2 separate regions of the Homo sapiens genome follow, and region 2 is linked to region 1. The links are chromatin loops, found by intact Hi-C in ENCODE. Cell type or tissue: PC-9. All regions are shown on one strand. Links, peaks and the distances in the headings refer to the core of each region. The heading gives the core; the rest is flanking DNA. Region 1 holds the start of ICE1 (interactor of little elongation complex ELL subunit 1). Region 2 has its middle 93 kb from the start of LINC01020.

Region 1 (9,545 bases), core at 1,546-9,545:
CACAGCCTGGTCCCTGGTGTCCTGGCTTCTTCTGCTGCCTTGTCCCAGTCCATCTCCCATGAGAGGCAGTATGAAATATGTTTAAAGTAAAGTCAGATTATGCCACTCCATTTCTTTAACCTCTTCAAAGATCTAAAACTTTTCTACCCTGGCTTACAAGACTCTACATGATCTGGCCTGTGCCCCATCCCTCCTCTTAAGTAAATCAATACCAAGTGGCTCCTTGTTCACTATAGTCTGGGTTACCTGAGCTGACTTCTGATGCTTTAACATGCCACATTCACTCCAGATAGGGAGACTTCCTGTCATTACTCCCACTGCCTGGAAGTTTGCTCTTGGTTTTTGTTGTCTTTTTTTCTCCAAAGAGACTTTATTTTTTAGAGCAGTTTTACTTTCACGGCAAAATCAAGCAAAAAGGACAGAGTTCTCATATACCACCTGCCCCCATGCATGCACAGCCTCCTCCACTATCAACACCACACTCATAGTGGTACGTTTGTTATAACCAGTGAGTTTACACTGACACATTGTTACGTGTCACGCCAAAGTTCATAGTCTACATTGGGGTTCACTCAGTGTTGGACATTTTAGGAGTTTTGACAAATGTAACACATGTATCCACCGCTATGATATACAGAATTCTTTCACTGCCCTAAAAATCCTTCTGCCTGTTCATCCCTTCCTCCCCTATCTCAAACCAAGGAAACCACTTTTTTTTTTTTTTAAAAATGTCTCTATCATTTCCCTTTTCTAGAATGCCATATAGTTGGAAGGACACAGCATGTAGCCTTTTCAGGTTGACTTCTTTCCCTTAGTAATGTTCATTTAAGGTTTCCCCATGCCTTTTCATGGCTTGAGAGCTCATTTATTTTTTAGCACTGTATAATATTCCATGGTTTGTGATATGGTTTGGATGTGTCCCCACCCAAACCTCATCTTGAATTGTAGCTCACATAATCCCCATGTGTTGTGGGAGAGACCCAGCGGGAGGTAATTGAATCACGAGGGTGATTACCCCCATGTTGCTATTCTCATGATAGTGAGTTCACACACGATCTGAGGGTTTTATAAGGGGCTTTTCCCGTATTTGTTTGACACTTCTCTTTCCTACTGCCATGTGAAGGGCATGTTTGCTTCCCCCTTCCTCCATGATTGTAAGTTTCCTGAGGCCTCCCCAGCCCTGTGGAACTGTGAGTCAATTACACCTCTTTCCTTTATAAATTACCCAGTCTTGGGCAGTTCTTTATAGTAGTGTGAGAACAGACTAATTCAGTCTGCATGCATCCCAGTTGATTTATCCATTCACCTACTAAAGGAACATCTTGCTTTCTTCCATGTTTTGACAATTCTGAATAAAGCTGCTTAAATATTCATGTGCAGGACTGTGTGTGATGTTAAGTTTCAACTCATGTGCAGGATTGTGTGTGATGTTAAGTTTCAACTCATCTCGGTAAAGACCAAGGAGCATGATTGCTGCAGCTTTTGCTTTTTAACCTCACTGGATTATACTTTTACCCAGATATCAGCTGTTTAACATATTAATGTATTAATTCACTCAGCTTACTGATTCAGCAATCATTTCTTGGTAACTGATGTTTAGGAGACACGGTCTGGGTGTTGGGGACATGACAGTAAGTAGAGTGGGTTCTGCCCACTGGCACGGATGTCAGGGCACAAGGACTGGAGAGGATGATGCACACAGTGAGAGGTGCTGGGAGTCACACACATGCTGACTATGGCTGGCTGACCCCGTGACAGGGCGTGGGAGTAAAGAGGAGTCAGACAAACTCCTCAGTTTTCGGTCCTAGCAAGTGGGAGAACAGGGGCACATGCAGGCATCGTGCTGCAGGGAGATGCTCCTCGCAGGACCCAGGACAGAACCGGCTGCCAGGGATGGCAGCGACCATGATGGCTGTGGTGGGACAGGCAGACAGCTATCTTACCAACAGAACTCATGCTGCTTATATGTGGCGAGGAGACAAAGGAAAAAAAGGGAAGGACCAAGAATGATACCAAAAAAAAAAACCAAAAAAGTTTGATATTCAAAACTCTATCAAGGACATTTCCCATAGAAACTGGACTTGAATGGACCTTAGAGAACTGGTTGGATTTACTGCCTAGGATGGAAGGGGGTGCCACTTGCACGCCAAGCCCAATATTGCAGAGGGGCTGATTGGAGCTGTGCACTGTGAAGGATGAGAGCTGGGCACACACAACAACTGAGGAATTCATTGGGAGGTGAGTCAGAAGGAGGAGGAGGATGAAGAGGAAGAGGAGGAGGAGGGTGAGGAGGAGGGAGAGGGGAAGGAGGACGGGGAGGGAGGGGGAAGGAGGGGGAGGAGGAGGAGGAGGAGAAGGGGCTGCACATGCCTCAGCAAGGGCAGTACTGAGCAGAAGATGATCATAAAGTCACTTCCTCCATGTCTTGGTTTTTAAATCATTGCTGTCTGTGGGATTTGTCCTCTGGGCTCCTTCTTACCCCAGATGCAGTCTTGGGCACACACCCTAGCCTTTCCAGTCACTCGGAGACAACACAGTCCAGTGTGATGTGCTGTCACTTATTTCCTGTCTTCAACTTAGCTTCTTACCCATGGAGCTGGTGGCCGTTCTTAGACGCTAGCAAGATGGGTGTGGGTGGGTGGGAATGGGGCAAGACAGGCTTTTCCTCTGTTCCAACATTTTCCTTATTCACCAGCTTGTTTGTGACCCCTCCAAGCTTGGGGTAGGAGAAGGGATCAGGAGAAAAAGATGCAGTCTTTGTAACCTGGCTTCCCAAAGTGCTTGAGTCATAGTCCAAGAACAAAGAACAGGCTGGTGGGGTGGGCTTCTCTCCTGCAGCGAGCTCCTTGGGACGGAAGAGCATCTTCCGCACAGGACTGGGGCAGAGCTCAGCCAGGAGACCCACATTACACCCAGATTATTTTAAGAGAGAAAAGGTAAAAGCAAAACACTAAAATATCACAGGAGGAGCCACCGCAAGAAGCAGCTGACACCTTGGGCTGGAGAGAATAAAAGAAGGAGGAAGGAGTGAGCAAAACTCAGAAATGTGGAGGAGCTGCCACCCAGAAATCACACTCAGACATATGAAGAAGGGACCTTCTGGGCTGGTGCTGAGGCCTCTGCTCTTGGACTCAGGGCTCTGTGGAGCTGGGAAACCAACTTTGCTGGTATCTCCGAGGGGATGCTATGAGGCTGGCTCTGCGTGTGTCAGAGAAACTGCAGACCCAATTCGTATGCCGCTCTGTTCATGAACTGCCACTGCCAGGTGCGAAAGCAAGGATAGCAAGACGCTAGCAGGACCAGGAGTCGGACAGGACAGAATGGGAGGCACAGGCCCCTCTCCTACCTCTTATCTTCTGGTTTCCTTGTGTATATCTGTTGGCACAGCTGAACAGAACTCTGGCAGGAGAGGTGGCACGTGGCTCCCCAGTCCCTACGTCACAAGGCAGAGTATAAAAGGGAAGGTGTGGGGCCGAGAGACAGTAACTTAACCACCAGCTCAGGGTCCTGGGATTCATCCCTCTTCCAGTCAGCAGGAAGTGACAAAGAGCACAGGAAGGCCCTAGGGGCCAGGCCCCTTTTGCTGATGTTTGGCTGGTAGAACTTAATCACATGTCAGGTGCAGGGAGGCTGGGGAATAACTAGACAGAATAGAAACAAGTTTTGGTGAGTGGCTGCCACTGGTGCTGTGTGGATACAGTTCAAAGTGAGGACTTTCCAGCTGTGGACATCCAGCTACAGTTCTTTGAATGGGGGATGGAAGAGCAAAGTTTTATTTCTGGCTGCTCACTTTGCCTCAGCCTCGCTTTCCTCGCAGCTCCCACTGAAATGCCCACCGTATCCAGTATGCAGAACTCCTGCTCATCCCAGTGCGGGTGAGCATGCGGCTCAGTCACCTCCAACCCATCTCCTGGAGCTGTCCCACGGTTCCCTTGGAACCACTCTAGGGCATGTAGCATCTGACTCTGAGTGCTTCACTTCGTGGGGGCACTGATTAAAACAAAGCTCTGGAATATAGCATCATCGAGAGGCAACTGTTGATTTAATTTATTAACATATACATCCACTGAAATGGCTGCTAGATGTGGTCTAGAAACCAAGGAGACCCCCCACTGGCCTCAGGTGAAGGGGAAACATGTCCCTCCCTTTCCTATCCCTCCTCAGAGTTAGGTGGGACATGCCCTTGCCAGCTGCTCTACAGAGAATCCCCTCCTCAACACCTGTCACCTCTGAGCACCTGCCGCCTTCTTCCTCCGATCCCGGAAGCTACAAGAAGCTTCTCGTGTGACCAACTCTTACAGCCGCCAGGTGTTCACAAACCCGCAAGGCAGAGTGGGCTTGTCCTCCTTTACAGAGGGCGACTGCAATGTGAGAGTTGTGAAAGTCCTTTCAAATGTTGCTTTTTTTTTTTTTACTTTTCTCAATCAGCTTTCTCAGGTTGAAGAAAATTTTGCTTAATAATCATATCAGTTTTGCTTTCTATTTCAAACTAATTGTTTCAAAACTAAATTTTATTTGTCCGGTTTCTAAGTAACATCAGTGTTTCAGGAAGAAGCAACATGTTTACTCTCTGGCTTCAAATCACTTTGAGGGTAAGAGCTGAGGCTGTGAGCAAATTGCTGATGTCTGAGGACAAGTCGAAACCCCACCACTATAACCCTGAGTGTTGAGAAAAACTGGAGCAAAGACAGCTTAGGACTAAGCCTGGTGGAACGTGTGTGGGCGGATAGCAAAGTGGTTCCCACAAGACGCCTTCCACCCTAGGATGCCCCAGAGGATGGCCTTTCCCCTCAGCAAGAAGGTTCGGTTAAGTCCTAATACCGTCGGAAATTCTATTTATGTGGAAAACACACAGGGAAAGACAGACATCTTGTGGGCATATGGTAGCATTACATCACAGGTCTGGAAATTAATACCTAATAATCAGGGGGTCATATCATTGAATAACACACTGTTAGTCACAAACAATTCCATCAAACATCTCTCCAATTAAAAGAAACAAATGAACATATAGTTCATTTTTCTTACAGTTAAATGCATCAATTAAAAGCACAGCCTTGAACTTCCAAAGAATAGACAGCTTTCCATTTTGAGTTCTCCTTGGTTTCTAGACCATATCTATTAGCCATTTCAGTGGAAGTATATGTTAATAAACTAAATCAACAGTTACCTCTCAATGATGCTAATTCCAGAGCTTTCGTTTTAAGCAGACACCAAGTATCTGAGAGGTAATGAGCGTGTGGGGTGAGAAGTGAGACTTTTTGAGTTGGATCCTCTGAACAGCTGGCTGGATTCGACAGGCACAGGGAATCCCAAGACCAGAGACTGGAATGCAGACATTCCTCCGGGTCTTAGGGCTTCTCTGGCAGAAAAACAACAAGTTTATCTTGGAAGTTTGACAGGAAAAATGCTTTTAAAGAAAAAGCAAACCATCTTTTTCCTATGAGTCAGTTGAAGATATATTTATCTCCTTTCCAAAATGGATACCACCATCAATAAATTATTAATAACTATTTGTCTAGTGAATCCTATAGAGTGGGTCCCATCCTTGTCACTTTTTACTTAAATTACCGTTGGTCCTCTGTAAGGAAACACCAGCACAAATAGGTCATTTGCGTAAGAATTTAAAGACAGATGTGTGGTTCCAAAGCCATAGTTCACCACTTGCAGTATACACACTTGCTTGTTTGTTTCCATCGTGATGAAAAAACAGGTGTGGCCCATCATGCAGGAAAGAGAAAAAATGTAATTCTGACCATTCCTCAATTAGTGGCCTACTACATTTTCATTATGACCAATAATCACACCTGTTTTTTTACACCCTGCATGTTAAGAATGACTTTCACATTTTGAAGTTTCTTAAATAAACAGAAGGTGACAAATAGGTGGCACAGACCTGTGTGACCTACAAAGCTTAAATATTTACCATGTGGCTCTTCAGAGTCTGCCTATCCCTGCATTACGTAAACAAGACTCGTTTTCATTAGATGTCTTGAGAACTGGCTTTGAGAAAGGTAGGAGAAAATACACTTTTATTAACATTTTTGAAGGGAAATATTTGTTGTTTCTTACCTTCAATTATTTGCAGCACATTTGATTCTTTCTGACTTTCATTTAACATCTACTATGCAGCACTTTGCAGCATTTAAAGGGAAGACTCATCTGTAAGACATAAAAACCACCATCATCCAACTCAAAATGTGATGTTACTAAAAATTACTCCGTGCTAAGGGGATTTTTTGCCCCTTAGGTGGCAGATCCTTGGGGTTGTGGAGGTAAACCCCGGAGCCTGGAAGAGCAGGTAGGATTTCTACACCTAGAGCTAGAAGGAAGCGTGTTCCAGGTAAGGGGAAAACACTAGCAAGGGTGCACAGACAGGGAGGCAGCAGTGAGAACTCCAAGTGCCCCTAATCATAAAAGTGCGTCATGGCTGCGGGTGGATGGTGTAGAGGGAGAGAGAGCTGGTGTCTTCTCCAGTAAGGTACTTTGGAAAAACACACATTTAAGTAACTGTACATAAAAGGGAAGTAATGGTGAAGATAAATTTGTCTGGGATCAGACGCTAGCACCGGGACGATCATGATCCCTACAGGTCTTTCTCTAATACCTGCTGCCCCTTTCCCTAATGGGTCACATGGTCTGTCTTCCACTGTATAGCTGCGTCCCGCTATGGATCTGCTCACTTCCCTTTTCTTTTTTAACTTTACCCTTGTTTTCTGCCCACCTGTCTCTGAGAAAAGCTGAGACTTCTATCACCGGCAGGTCCTCAGTTAGGTACACGCCTGTCTTGCTTGGGTGTCAACGACAGGAAACTTAGCTATCGCTGGATGTCTGCTTCCGCCACTCCACAGCAGGTGGTATCCAGAGTGTGTAAGCAAGGTCAGGGGTGCGAAATTTGGAGAAGAAAACTCAGAGAAAAATGCAGACTGCTTTTTTTGGAAGGGGTGTTTTCAGTTGCAATTTCCATACTGAGGAGCTAGAAATTGGCTGGTAAGGTCTAGACATTAACTTAACTAAACGTGCATTCCTCCTCTTGAATTTGGACTTTATAAGGAATTTGGATTGTATAACCACACGATGGAAGCTGCGAGAGGCTTCTGAACAAGGTACTGACGGCGACCAGCTGTGATGACTAAAAAGACGATTCTGGTGGTGGTGGATACGGTGGCTGGAGATAAGAAAAACCTCGGTTCAAACGAGATCTGAATTTACCCACTAACTACGACCACGAGGAGTTTATTCCTTTATCTTTCCGTTTTCTCTCTCTCCCGAGAAGTGTCAAAAACAGGATTTGGAGGTGGCAGGATAATGGCCAAAATGGGTAGACAAGGTGGCGAACGATTCAACCAGGCTCTGGGCTTGGCGCATGGTGGGCGGTGGCGCCCACACCTGGGCCTGGGAACCCGCCGCTCGGGCATCACTGGCTGCCGCGGCGACCGGCGAGGACACATGACCGAGGAGCGAAAGGTCAGAAGACAAGGGGACTGTTACAGGAGCAGGGGAGCCGCCACTGGCTGCTAAGGCCGTGCAACTGGCGCCGAAGCGCACGATCTCCGCCCGCCCCGCAGCGCGTCGGGAACTGTAGTCCCTCCCTCTCCTGCTCCCTGGCCCAGGACGGGCTCCGGGACAGCGCCTATCCCTCTAGCTGTAAATCACGCACTTTCCTGTCCTGGACGCCGGGTCCTTCCACTTCTCAGGCGTCTGGAGCTTACGTCACGGGCGGGTCACCGCCCACATAGCGGAGGCCTTTAGGTGTCTATGGAAAGCCTGTCGTACAGCAAGGTGGCAATAAAGGATCGACCCTTAACAGTGGTAGGAATGCACCTTCGATCCTTCTACTCCTATTGGCTGCTCCTCTGTGGGCGTCTCCCCCGCCGCATAGCACAGCTCCTCTCCCGGTGTTGCTCAGGCAGCGCCTTAGGCAGCCCCGCGCCCAGGGGAGGGGCGGGGCGAGCCAGGGCGGGGCGGGGCGAGCCAGGGCGGGGCGGGGCCCTGACTGGACTGCGTCGCGCTCGGGGGCCGCGCCGGGTAGCGTTTCTTTTTAGTGCCTGAGGCAGCTCTGGCTCGGAGAGCCTTTTGCTAGCCCCACGGGGACCTCTGTGCACGGATGGACCCGCCCGGACCTGGCGGGAAGCGGCCTGGCAGGCGGCGGCCCCGGCGGCATCAGCAGAGACAGGACGGGGCCGACGCCGCGGGCCCCTGAGGCGTGCGTGCCCACCGGGCCCGGCGGCGGCACCATGATGCCGGGCGAGACCCATTCGGCGGCGCCCGGGACGGCGGCGGACCTGTCGCGATGTCAGGGCTGCGCCTCTCTGCAGCAGGTGCAGCACCTCCCGGGGCCCCGGGCGCGGGGGGGGACTCGGCTCGGCCGGCCGGGAGCGCAGGGATGTGGGGTCCGGCCGCGCGGGCTGTGCCTCAGTGCGCTGCTCTCCCTTCCCAACCGTAGCTCTTGCTCGCTCGTCTCTCTGCTCTCTTTTTCCTACATGAGTTTTGGGGACGGCTTTCTTTGCTTTATTTAAGCTTGAAACCCAGAGTTCATTGACTGGAATGCGCTGGTGTAACGGTGGGGGTGGAGTAAGCGAGGTTTGGAGGGCCCCCCACCTTCCCTACCCGGCCTCGGAGCTCCCTAGGGCAGACTCCGTAGGTCAGTGAGGGACAGGTGAAACGCCGAGGGCAGTTATCTCCCTGAGGATAACGCTTTGGTCTTCTGGCCCATCCTGAGTATTTGTTGTTTGGAGGCAGAATCTTACGTGACATGTGGGTTGTCTGAGTCTTAGACTCGAAGAGTCTAGGGAGGCGTTTCAGCTTATAGCAGATGTGCCATCCCGAGGCTAATTTTTTAAAAAGCAAGCCAAGTAATTGGTCAAGTAGCTTGTCAGTTGTTTGATAAAAGTAGTTTATGAAAGGCATGCAGAGACTGGAGGTTTCTAACAGCGGCGTGGGCTCTTCTTTAGAGTGACATAAGGGAGAATTGCTAGAGTATGGCTCCAGATCTTATGGGGTGGTACTTGGGCAATAGTGCCCCTCATTTCCCACGACTCTCCTAGCTGCCTGATGTCGGGGGTCTCTTTTAACTTCCTACTATCGCGGTTTCAGTGATAAAACGGAACTCACCAGCACCTCATTACCTACTCTGCCTAGTGTTCTAGGAACTACAGACATTGTGGTGAACAAAATAGGATCTCTCATAAGTAAGATGCATATGTGTGAATAAGGCCTCAGAAGATTTTAGGTGTTAGAAAATAAAGGAGGATGTTGGAATATTGGTCTTGTCTCTTAGCTAGAGTAGTCAGGTAGGGAATTTTTGAGTCAGTAACTTTCAGATATTTGAATAATGGGAAGGATCGGGCTGTCAGAAGAGATGTGGGAAGAGCTTCCTGGATAGAGGGATTAACAGGTGGAAAGGTTCCTTTGGTGAGAAGGAGCAGGGTGTCTTTGATGAGCAGAACATGGTATGGTTGGCATGAGCATAGTGCACACGGAAGATGGTTGATGAGACCAGACGGGAGTGCAGGCTAGGTAGGCCATGCCGAGAAACTTGGTTT
Region 2 (9,757 bases), core at 1,079-9,078, 480 kb before region 1:
AAATGTAATAGAAAAATGTGTGGCTTTCATGCTGTATCCAAGGAAAAGACATATGACTTCCTTATTTTCCTTAACAGATGCCTGAATTTTCTAACAACTCAAATTTCAGGCAGGGGGTTGTTGGCAGTCAAAATAGAACCCTGGCTAAAAGCAATTAACTACCTTGTAGACATTTTTCTTTAGTTAGGAAATTCAGAGAACAGATCTTCAAATTTTTATGAAAATATGTAATAGTCTCACTTCATCTTATTTATTTTTATATGTTGATATTGTCTAAAAAAATCCTCTATTTTTGTGATCTGTATGTAAAGGCCATGCATGGCAAGCCTGGTTCGGCAATGTCCTTGTGCAGTAGAGGGCATGTCCCCGAACCAGCCCATAGCTGTGGGCAGCTCCCTGCAGCTGAGCCCCAGTCAATGGGTGGTCAATGCTCTTCACCAATGATGGGATTAATGAAAATCTCCCACAAGGTCCTTTGGACACTGGCCCTTTCTGTAATGATATTGGAGGCTCTTTCCCTCTGACAATGGTGGACCCTCAAGATAGCTCCTGTCCATAAGTCATTGCAGAGAGGATGAGGCCTGTCCACCTACATCCTTGTGAATAAGAAAGAAACTCTGATTCTTTAGAAGCCAGGGAGGTCTTAGGGTTTCTTAATTTATGTTTATCAGTACCGTGGGACTAAAATGCATTCTATTTACAAATAAGCTCAGATTTTATTTTGAAGAGCTTCAGACAGGAACATCCAAAGAGTGGGAACCTCTTGAGATGTTGTCATCAGGTATGTGTGTGTGTGTTTGAATTCAGACAGAATGCCAACACAGAGCCAGGCACTGTCCCGGGGAAGTGATTTGGCTCTGCCCTTCAGAACAGCCGTGACCACAGTGATTGTCATTGAGATGTGTCATGAGAACTCAGTGAGATGATGCCCATCACGTTTTTCTATAACCCTCTAATTCAGTAGATACAAAATTAATCTTCTTTTTACTCTGCTATCTTTCACTTTCCCTGCCAGAAAAGAAGTCCATTTCCTGAAACAGAGATCAAGGATGTCATCAGCGCAGCTTCTCTCTTTTAATGATTTGTCAGTATTTTAGAAACACAGAGAAGACATAGAACATCTATATGAGACCTTCTCCCTGGTGGCTTGCTTTCTTGTCCTCTTTTCCAGCATAAGTACCACTTCCTTCAAATCTTAGTTTGGACGTCATTCTTCTCGGTCCGGGGCCTCGGTTAGCCATGCTCCACCTGCTCCTTCAGCAGCCTCCACCTCCTCTGGCTTTTACTCACTATCCTGCATCAAGGTCTCCCACAGCTCTGAGAATCCCTGCACTGAGCTTCAGCCCCAGAGGAGAGCCCTTTCTGTCAACCTCATCGCTTTGTCCAAATACCTGCCTCCTGGACAGGGTTTAAGACGAGACGAATAAAGTAGGGAATGAAAAAAGCAGCATTTGGTGCAAATACACTATTGTTGAACACATGTGTCTGTGGTGTCACCTTCTAATATGCAAGTCACTGACACACTGTCCTCCAGTGTTGTTTAAATCATGATTCTGGGCTATTTTCTACAACACTAAAGGGTGCATTTGTTAAACTGCTTAAGACGAGCAGAAGGCTTTACTGGCTTTCTTTGTAAGCATAAAGCATCCTATTTCCATTTTAACCCATGTTACGAGTTGTCTGTGATGTTATTGTTCCTGAAACTCCAAACAGAACCCTCTAACTCGTTTCTTGCTCCTATTTTGTTCAAGCTGCGGCTGCTTATTCACATATGTGCTAGCGATAGTCAGTGAAGCAATTGCTTCCAGAAGAATATACACAAATGCACAGATGAACGGCCAAATCCCTTATATCTGAGCACCTAACTTCCTGCAAAAAGAAGTTTCAGGATGGAATTTCAAAACACAATAAAGGAGAATTTCTCAATATCCCTTTTTGAGAGTCATCTCCAAATTAAAAGATTTACAGATGTCTAAGTCACCTCCCAGGGAGGTGTTTCAAGCAATTGGTGCCACCCCAAGGCATAAAAGCATAAAGAAGAAGTTGCCTTTGTCATTGAGAACATTGTGCACTCTGCTGGCACGTGCCACATTATATACAAAGTGGTCCAATCATGTGAGGCCACACTGGATCTTGCAAAACAAAGTTTTTCTCTGTATTATGGCAAGTTGTTAATGTAACAGCAATGAAAATCCGACAGGTTTCGGGAGCTTCATTCGGGGACATCACCACTATTGTGAAGTGTAGCATAAACATCTTGGAGAGACACTTTGTCTACTTCAGCAAAGACAAAAGAAAGTGGTGACAGCACACACCTGAAGCTGACTCTTCTCTTTCCAGAGCACACACCCCAACTCTGCTCCTTCCTCCTGAGGGTCTAACGCAGTATTTCCTACTGTTGGGGAAAGTAAACTCGATCAAATGACTCAGGCCCTAGATGTTGGATGGCCAGGATGTGGCATAACCCCTCCACAGCTGGCGTTGCCCGGGGCAATAGCAAGGGGACTGTGAGGTGATGCCGCCAGTTGGGGCCAAAAATATTACGGGCATGTGTGCATGGGCACTCTCCAAGTACTGCACACCAAACTTGTAAATGCCCCATGCCTAGATGCAGCCAGATGTCCAAACAGCTGACACACAGATGGATTTCTGTATTATATTCTCAGCCTGAACGTCAGAAGGGCGGGAGGCACAGAGCTGGTGTGCTTGCCTGTCAGGCCGCCATCACGTATCTCTGTCATCTCCAGCCTTGGATTCATTTACACACACATTCAAAAGTCCTAACCAAAGAGTTCTTCATGCCCATGACTCTGAGGCATTACATGTAGATACAGGGAGACCAGACCATTCTCCACCTGCCTCTTATGTTTCTGCACATCTTGCCGGGAGAGGCACTGACTGCTTTTTGTTCCAGATCATGTTTTCAAGGCTATCTGCATAGCAAAGCACCTTACAGCGCACAGAAATTGTCTCCCTGCAGAGCAGAGGGCGGGTCTACTTCCTGCCAGGATAATAAAGATAATGTTTTCCTTCCATGTGACACGGCAGGCGAATCACATTTTTCGATACCAAAAATTTTATGCAAATGAAATCTATTAGCCACAAGCAGTAATTCCTGGTAAAAGTTTCTTAAGGGTAAAGATAACCTTTTTTTTTTTTTTTTTTGAGATGGACTCTCACTCTGTCAACCCAGACTGGAGTGCAGTGGCACTATCTCAGCTCACTGCAACCTCCGCCTCTTGGGTTAAAGCAATTCTCCTGCCTCAGCCTCCTGAGTACCTGGGACCACAGGTATGCCCCACCATGCCGGACCAATTTTTGTATTTTTAGTAGAGATGGGGTTTCACCACATTGGCCAGGCTGGTCTCGAACTCCTGACCTCAGGCAATCTGCCTGCCTCGGCCTCCCAAAATTCTGGTATTAGAGGTGTGAGCCACTGCGCTCGGCTACCAATTATTTTTTTACATCACTCCAGTCATGTTGGTGTGGTGAGACACCTAGGTAAGGCTTAGTGTTTATCAAACACGTCTAAATCGGTGTGCTATGATTATGCAAGTTACAGACAGTGTTGTAGACACAGTCAGTATATCCACTGAATTCCTTGAACAGGTCGTCACAAGCACTATTTCGTGACTTTTTATGTTTCTAAGTTTTATGTCATTGCTTTTGCCCTGCTTTCTAATTTATATGTACAATCTTTATGGACAAAATGTGCTTTAACATCTTAGGGCAACAAAAGAATGAATGCATTTATAATATAAAACAATATTTCTTTTTTTTTTTTTTTTTTTGAGATAGAGTCTCACTCTGTCGCCAGGCTGGAGTGCAGTGGCGTGACCTCGGCTCACTGCAACCTCCGCCTCCCGGGTTCAAGCAATTCTCCTGCCTCAGCCTCCCAAGTAGCTGGGACTACAGGTGTGTGCCACCAGGCCCGGCAAATTTTTGTATTTTTAGTAGAGACGGGGTTTCACCATGTTGGTCAGGATGGTCTGGATCTCCTGACCTTGTGATCCGCCCACCTTGGCCTCCCAAAGTGCTGGGATTACAGGCGTGAGCCACTGTGACCAGCCTAAAACAATCTTTCCATCAATAAAAAGCTCAATTATTTTTCAAATACCCACTGCAACAATTAATCCAAAGCCTCACTGCTGAGCTCTGCTCAGTGATCCCAGCTCTGTGCGCAGCTGGGAAGCAGGGAAATCCTTCTAAGGCTATGGAATTAAATGGGAGCTGGAGTGAGTTTGGGAAGGACAAGAATTTTCCACACGAGCATGGTCGTTAGCCAGTGTGGTGAAGCGGCAAGGCCACGAGGCACAGAAAACGTGGTTTTTGTGTCAGAACTGTTTTGCACAGTTCGGGGGTGCTGCATATGGTTTCCTAGAACTAAGCAGTTACTTTCCTCATCTCTTTTGTGCATCTCTTCAGTTCGGGGATGGAGCGTGTAATTTGAGTAAAAAACAATATTGTTAGAAGTAAGTCGCAGACTAGAGACAGACCCCATTTGGGGTAGAAGCTTGCACAGAATATAATGGGGAAACTGAGACAGGCCTCATTAACAGAAGAGCTGACGCAAAAACCACGTTTTCTGTGCCTCACAGCCTTGCCACTTCACCCTACCGGGTAACGATCATGCTGGCGTGGAAAATTCTTGTCCTTCCCGAACTCACTCCAGCTCCCGTTTAATTCCATAGCATCAGGATTTCCCTGCTTCCCAGCTGCGCACAGAGCTGGAACCAGTGAGCAGAGCTCAGCAGTGAGGCTTTGGATTAATTGTTGCAGTGGGTATTTGAAAAGTAATTGATTTCCATACTCAGTTTGAACTCAATTGAAAAATCATTTACAGACTTCACTTTATGGGTGAGACGCAGAGCCAAGTACAGTGGGTTCCAGGCCACAACAGCTGAACGGAGGAGGCAGCGCGGCCCCTGCCCAATTGCGACCTATGTCAAATAATAAAAATAATAATAATAATAAGTATTATTCTCTGAATTATATTACTAACAAATTAAATGCCTTATTGAGTTGGCACACGATAGCAATAATACGTTTTGTCTCACTTCCCTGTAAAAATCGGTCCGTGTTTTTGTAAGATCCTTAAAAGCAATGCTAACCGGCACTCACATTTCAGTACTAGGCTGAGATTTCTACCAGTTTTCTTAAAACGGATCACTGAGTAGAACCCATGAGCTATTTGGGAAGACATCGCTGCAACCTCACAGTCCCCCTGCAAAGGCAGAGGCCTCAGGTGAGGCGGGGCGCGGGGTGACTGGAACCCGAGTTTTCAGCGAGGACTCGCTCTTCCTCTGCACTAAGTTCTATGAGCAGTGGCGGCAGGTGCGTCTCCGGAGATTCCCCTGCCATAGACCAGCCGTCCAGTGACCACAGCGGACGCTCTGGCCTCTCCCTGCTTCTCCCAAGCCCGTGGCTTCTCCCTGACTTGGCTTCCCCATGGGAATGCTCTGACCTCCGGCCTGCGGCCGTTTCTTCTTCTCCATCTTCAGTTGCTGGTGCTCCTGGGTGGACTCTTCGGAGGGCTCTTTGAAGGCCACCCAGGAGCACCTTTCTCTCGCCCTGCAGGCATCCCCAAGTCCCATCGCAGCACCCGCTTCCTCGGCTGGGAATCCTTCTCAGGAAAAGCTCGGTGTCTGTTTGTTTGTTTTTCCAGCTTCAGTCCACTCCCGAGGCGTTGGGTCCCCTCCCCTCTGGAGACGGCGCCCGCGCGGCTGCCCAGGCTGCAGGGCCTGGGGACACTCGGGGACCCTCCTGCCCTGAGGACCCTGGGCCAGGAGGGCGCCCCTTTTACCCCCAGGGCGACCGGTGCTGTGCTGCCACCTAGGGGCCGCTCTACGCACTGCAGGTCAGCCGGGCCCGCAGTCCCCAGGTGCTAACAATCTGGTTTCTGCTGTTCTTTTGTTGTTCAATTTTTTATTTTAATTTTTGTGGATACATAGTAGAAGCATATATTTATGGGGTACATGAGATGCTTTTATCCAGGCATGCAATGTGTTCTAATCACATGAAAAATGGGGAACCCGTCCCCTCAAGTATCCATCCTTTGTGTTACAAACAATCCAGTTACACTCTTTTTAGTTATTTAAAAATGTACACTTGAATTATTCTTGACTATAGCCACCCTGCTGTGCCAGCAAACACTACATCTTATTCAACGCTAACAATCTGGGCTGTCAAAAGGAGAAGGGTTGCTGTAGCGGAGGGGCTTAGAGGTGAGCATTTGTTTGTCTCACCCTTCCCCCTGCAGAGCGGTGCCTGTTCTTACAGCCATTTGTAAATGCTGGCCTTGAGCCACACCAAGCATCCAGGTAGAGCTGGGAGCTTCACCCATAGGCTGGGAGCACCGTGAGGGGGACCTGCAGTCCAGGACGGCCACGGTGGTGCAGGGAGGCCCCGCACTGCGGGAGGAGCTGGTCATGACCCAGGGCCAGCACCAGAGTGGCTGCCCAGGGCGCCAGGCACCCATAGGACTGGGAAAGCCAGGAGAGGCCAGAGAGGGGAAGGGAATTGGCAACTTCTAAAAGAAATGCGAGAAAGAGCCTGGGAAGTACCAGAAGGAAGAAAGTCGTCCCTGGGGCTTGAGGCATAGAGAGAACTATGTCTCGAGTAAACCAAAGGTGTTTCCATGGTACCTGGAATTTTTTTTTAAGTCAGGGATGATGGGACTCACAGACACAGAAAGATTGTCATGAAGAAAGAAGTTTATCCTTGCAGATCCCTGGACAGAGGAGTCACGCCTGGCCACACAGAGACGCACAGCCAACCAGGTGGGCAAGGGAGCGAGGGGAGCGTGGGCCAGAGAAGGCTCAGATCAGCTAACCTGAATCATTGAATCATTTTAGCAGGCTCAGGGGCGAGGGGCTGTCCCTTCCTGTCTGGTCCCTCGCCTGGCGTGATTTGGGCAGGTGCATGGTGGCCCGGAGTGTGAGGGCCACAGAGAAGGTGGTTGGAGCATGGACTCCAGGTGGTTGGTTTGATTTGGAAAGCACAGCCCTGGGTTCTAAGAACCAGCTCATTCTGGCAAGGGCAGTACCTCCAGGGTCAGCAAGACCCCGGATGTCCAAGCACCAGAATTCAGAAAATAAAAGAATTCATTAATACAAAAGACAACATGCAGCCATTGCTCAGAAGCACTGCCTGGGGCCCAGGCTGCCGGCCTCTTGTTGCCCAGGTCTCTGTGCCCAGTGTTCAGCAGCAGACACTTGTGGAATTGGCTTTTGAGAAGCAAGGGGCTGGGCTTTGAAGAATGAATGCCAAAGGTTGAATCCCAAGGCAAGACATACTGCCGCTGGACAGGAGGAGATGCCTGCATCTGCTCAGAAGTTCACACCTAAGGAGGGTTTCAAGCGTTCCAAGATAACAAAAAGTGCTCCCCAAAATAAGACTTACCATAAATAACAGATGAACAAAATAATCAGTCAAAAAGTCTGTCCCATGTCCAACAGTAGTCCAGATGCTGGGGTAGGGGATCCAAAAGAAGGGGGAGGATGTCACTGACTGCCACCTCCATTCAGCTGCCCAGGTTAGAGGTAAGTTAACACAAACACAGAAACTTAAGAGTAACAGAGACTGAATCCGGAATATTTGTATCTCTTTCTCCACATGGCAACTCAAGCCATTTTATACAATAATATTTATGTATAGATCCAAACCTTCATGGCAGCATGCACATGCTGGACTCTGGAAACAGTTTTATAAGGAGTCAGAATTCCCAGCCGTTGTCCAAGGTCCAAGATTCCTGCATTTTCCTCATTCTAGTGTTTCAGAGAGTGGACAAAAAGAGCATCATTTACTTAAACTTCCCATTTTATTTGGCATTGGATTATTTCCTGTTTTCATGATTACAAAAACTTCTGCACTCATTATGTCCATATGTATATTTTGTACTCAAATATGTACACAAACATATAAGTATTATATAGGTACTACAGGTATTATGTATTCTAACAGTATTTATAATCATGAATGTGTGTATATATTAGAGATATTAGCTTATGGGAATGAGCAACTATAAGAACATTTTCCTGAAATGAAATTGTTCTCTCCAGCAGCAGTTATTCTGAATGCTTCTTCCTTGCAGAGTCCTCTCCTCCACTGGGTACTCATGGGTCCCTCCTCCCTCCAGAGTCCTCTCCTCCACTGGGTACTCACGGGTCCCTCCTCCCTCCAGAGTCCTCTCCTCCACTGGGTACTCACGGGTCCCTCCTCCCTCCAGAGTCCTCTCCTCCACTGGGTACTCACGGGTCCACCCTCCCTCCAGAGTCCTCTCCAGCACTGGGTACTCACAAGTCCACCCTCCCTCCAGAGTCCTCCCCAGCAGTAGATACTCATGAGTCTTCCCTCCATCCAGAGTCCTCTCCAGCGCTGAGTACTCATGAGTCCACTTTTCCTGCAGAGTCATAGGTACCTCCAGCTGTAGGTACTCAGGAGTCCATCCTCCCTCCAGAGGCTTTGCCAGCACGGGTTATGCAGGAGTCTCTGCTTCCTACATTTTCCTAAATCACCACCTGGCTCTGTCCTAGCTGTCAGGACACATGCGGGCCTCTGAGAGGATCCTGTCACATTGATTATTTCCTGTTTTATAAAAGTACTAGACTTATTAATTACTATTTCTAGAAGTATGTGCCTGTTATTTTTATAATGTTAAGTGTTCAATCTGCGGGTGTGCAGTGCTTGGCATATAATATCTGCTATGCTCTCTGTGCTGCTGGGCACTGGTGCAAGTGGTTGCCATTTGTTAACTCTTTTCTTCCCCCCACAAATCCACGTGATGGGTTCTTTCGTCTTGTTTTACAAATGAGAGAGAGACAGCGGAAGCACAGAGTAATCACGTAGCTTGCCCAATGCCTGCCATTGGCATTGGGCCACCTGCTCCCAAGCCCATATGCTTCACCACTGACCTGCGCTTTATAAATTCCTGGTTAGACACATTGCAACCTTCAGTTAATGGGGAGGTTTTGATTCACGGAAATGTGTGGAGATGTTCTTAAGTTAATTGGCTTATAAAAGTTATTTAACAGAAAGATAAAGCTGTTTGCACCCCTACAGAAAATAGTTCTAGAATTTGTTATCTTATTAAATGGATGTAACTCCATTTTTTGTTGATGAGCTGAGGATCTTAGCTTTTTTACGTATTGAGTTACTTCAGGAAAGTTACTTTACTTCTTTTTGCCTAATTTTCCTCTTCTCTAAAACAGAAAAAAGAAAGAAAGAAAAAACAAAACAAAACAAAACGCTGAGGCGGGAGAATCACTTGAACCCATTGAACCCAGGAGGTGGAAACTGCAGTGAGCCGAGATCGCGCCACTGCACTCCAGCCTGGGCAACAGAGCTAGACTCCATCTAAAAATAAAAAATAAATAAAATAAAAGAACCTACTCCATGACTTTTTTTGTGAAAATTAAATGAGTAAGTACCTTTAAAATTTAGCAAAATGCCTGAAAGACAGCATGGCATGTAGTAAGTGCTCATTAAGCATTAGTGTGTTTAATGGACTTTAGATTCCAATGTACAGTATCACAGTCATGATAATTAGCTGTACAGCTTACACAGGACCTGTGATATCCATGTGAAGCACCATCATTTTTTCCATTCAACTGAGAAGGAAATTGGCTAAGCGGAGTTAATAGTCTGGCTAATATCACAAACCTATTATTATCCAAAGGGAATAGAAACCAAGTATAGGCTTTCTCCCCCCCCTAGTTTCATGGCCTAAGAGATTAGACATGCAGAAAGTTTTACCTGT

Evidence for each region. Hi-C counts contacts between places; a loop is a spot of excess contacts. Peaks named below come from ENCODE experiments on the same cell type or tissue, not always from the same donor. Only the 100,000 strongest peaks of a DNase experiment are listed, where the experiment ranks them.
Region 2: it touches region 1 in a loop (2.4-fold over the local background); 2 of 110 quality-filtered maps call a loop at or near these places.

What each region holds. Positions count from the first base shown.
Region 1 is chr5:5,414,679-5,424,223 of GRCh38, forward strand. ICE1 (interactor of little elongation complex ELL subunit 1) reads left to right here and starts at 7,999. Exons shown (of 19, transcript NM_015325.3): 1 at 7,999-8,321. The coding sequence starts at 8,238. LOC101929200 (a long non-coding RNA gene) reads right to left here and starts at 7,451. Exons shown (of 6, transcript XR_001742583.3): 1 at 6,725-7,451; 2 at 6,073-6,162. RefSeq lists enhancers at 4,605-4,674, 6,733-7,245, 7,246-7,756, 7,622-7,871 and silencers at 7,902-8,231, 8,292-8,431. In PC-9, for the core only: CTCF peaks have their summits at 4,860 (motif pointing left) and 5,062; DNase peaks (open chromatin) are centred at 4,843 and 7,783; H3K4me3 peaks cover 3,475 bases; H3K27ac peaks cover 2,205 bases.
Region 2 is chr5:4,936,636-4,946,392 of GRCh38, forward strand. No RefSeq gene overlaps it. Among named protein-coding and RNA genes, the nearest start is that of LINC01020, 93 kb to the right of the region's middle. In PC-9, for the core only: CTCF peaks have their summits at 5,852 (motif pointing left) and 6,062; no DNase peak of the experiment used is centred there; H3K27me3 peaks cover 6,542 bases.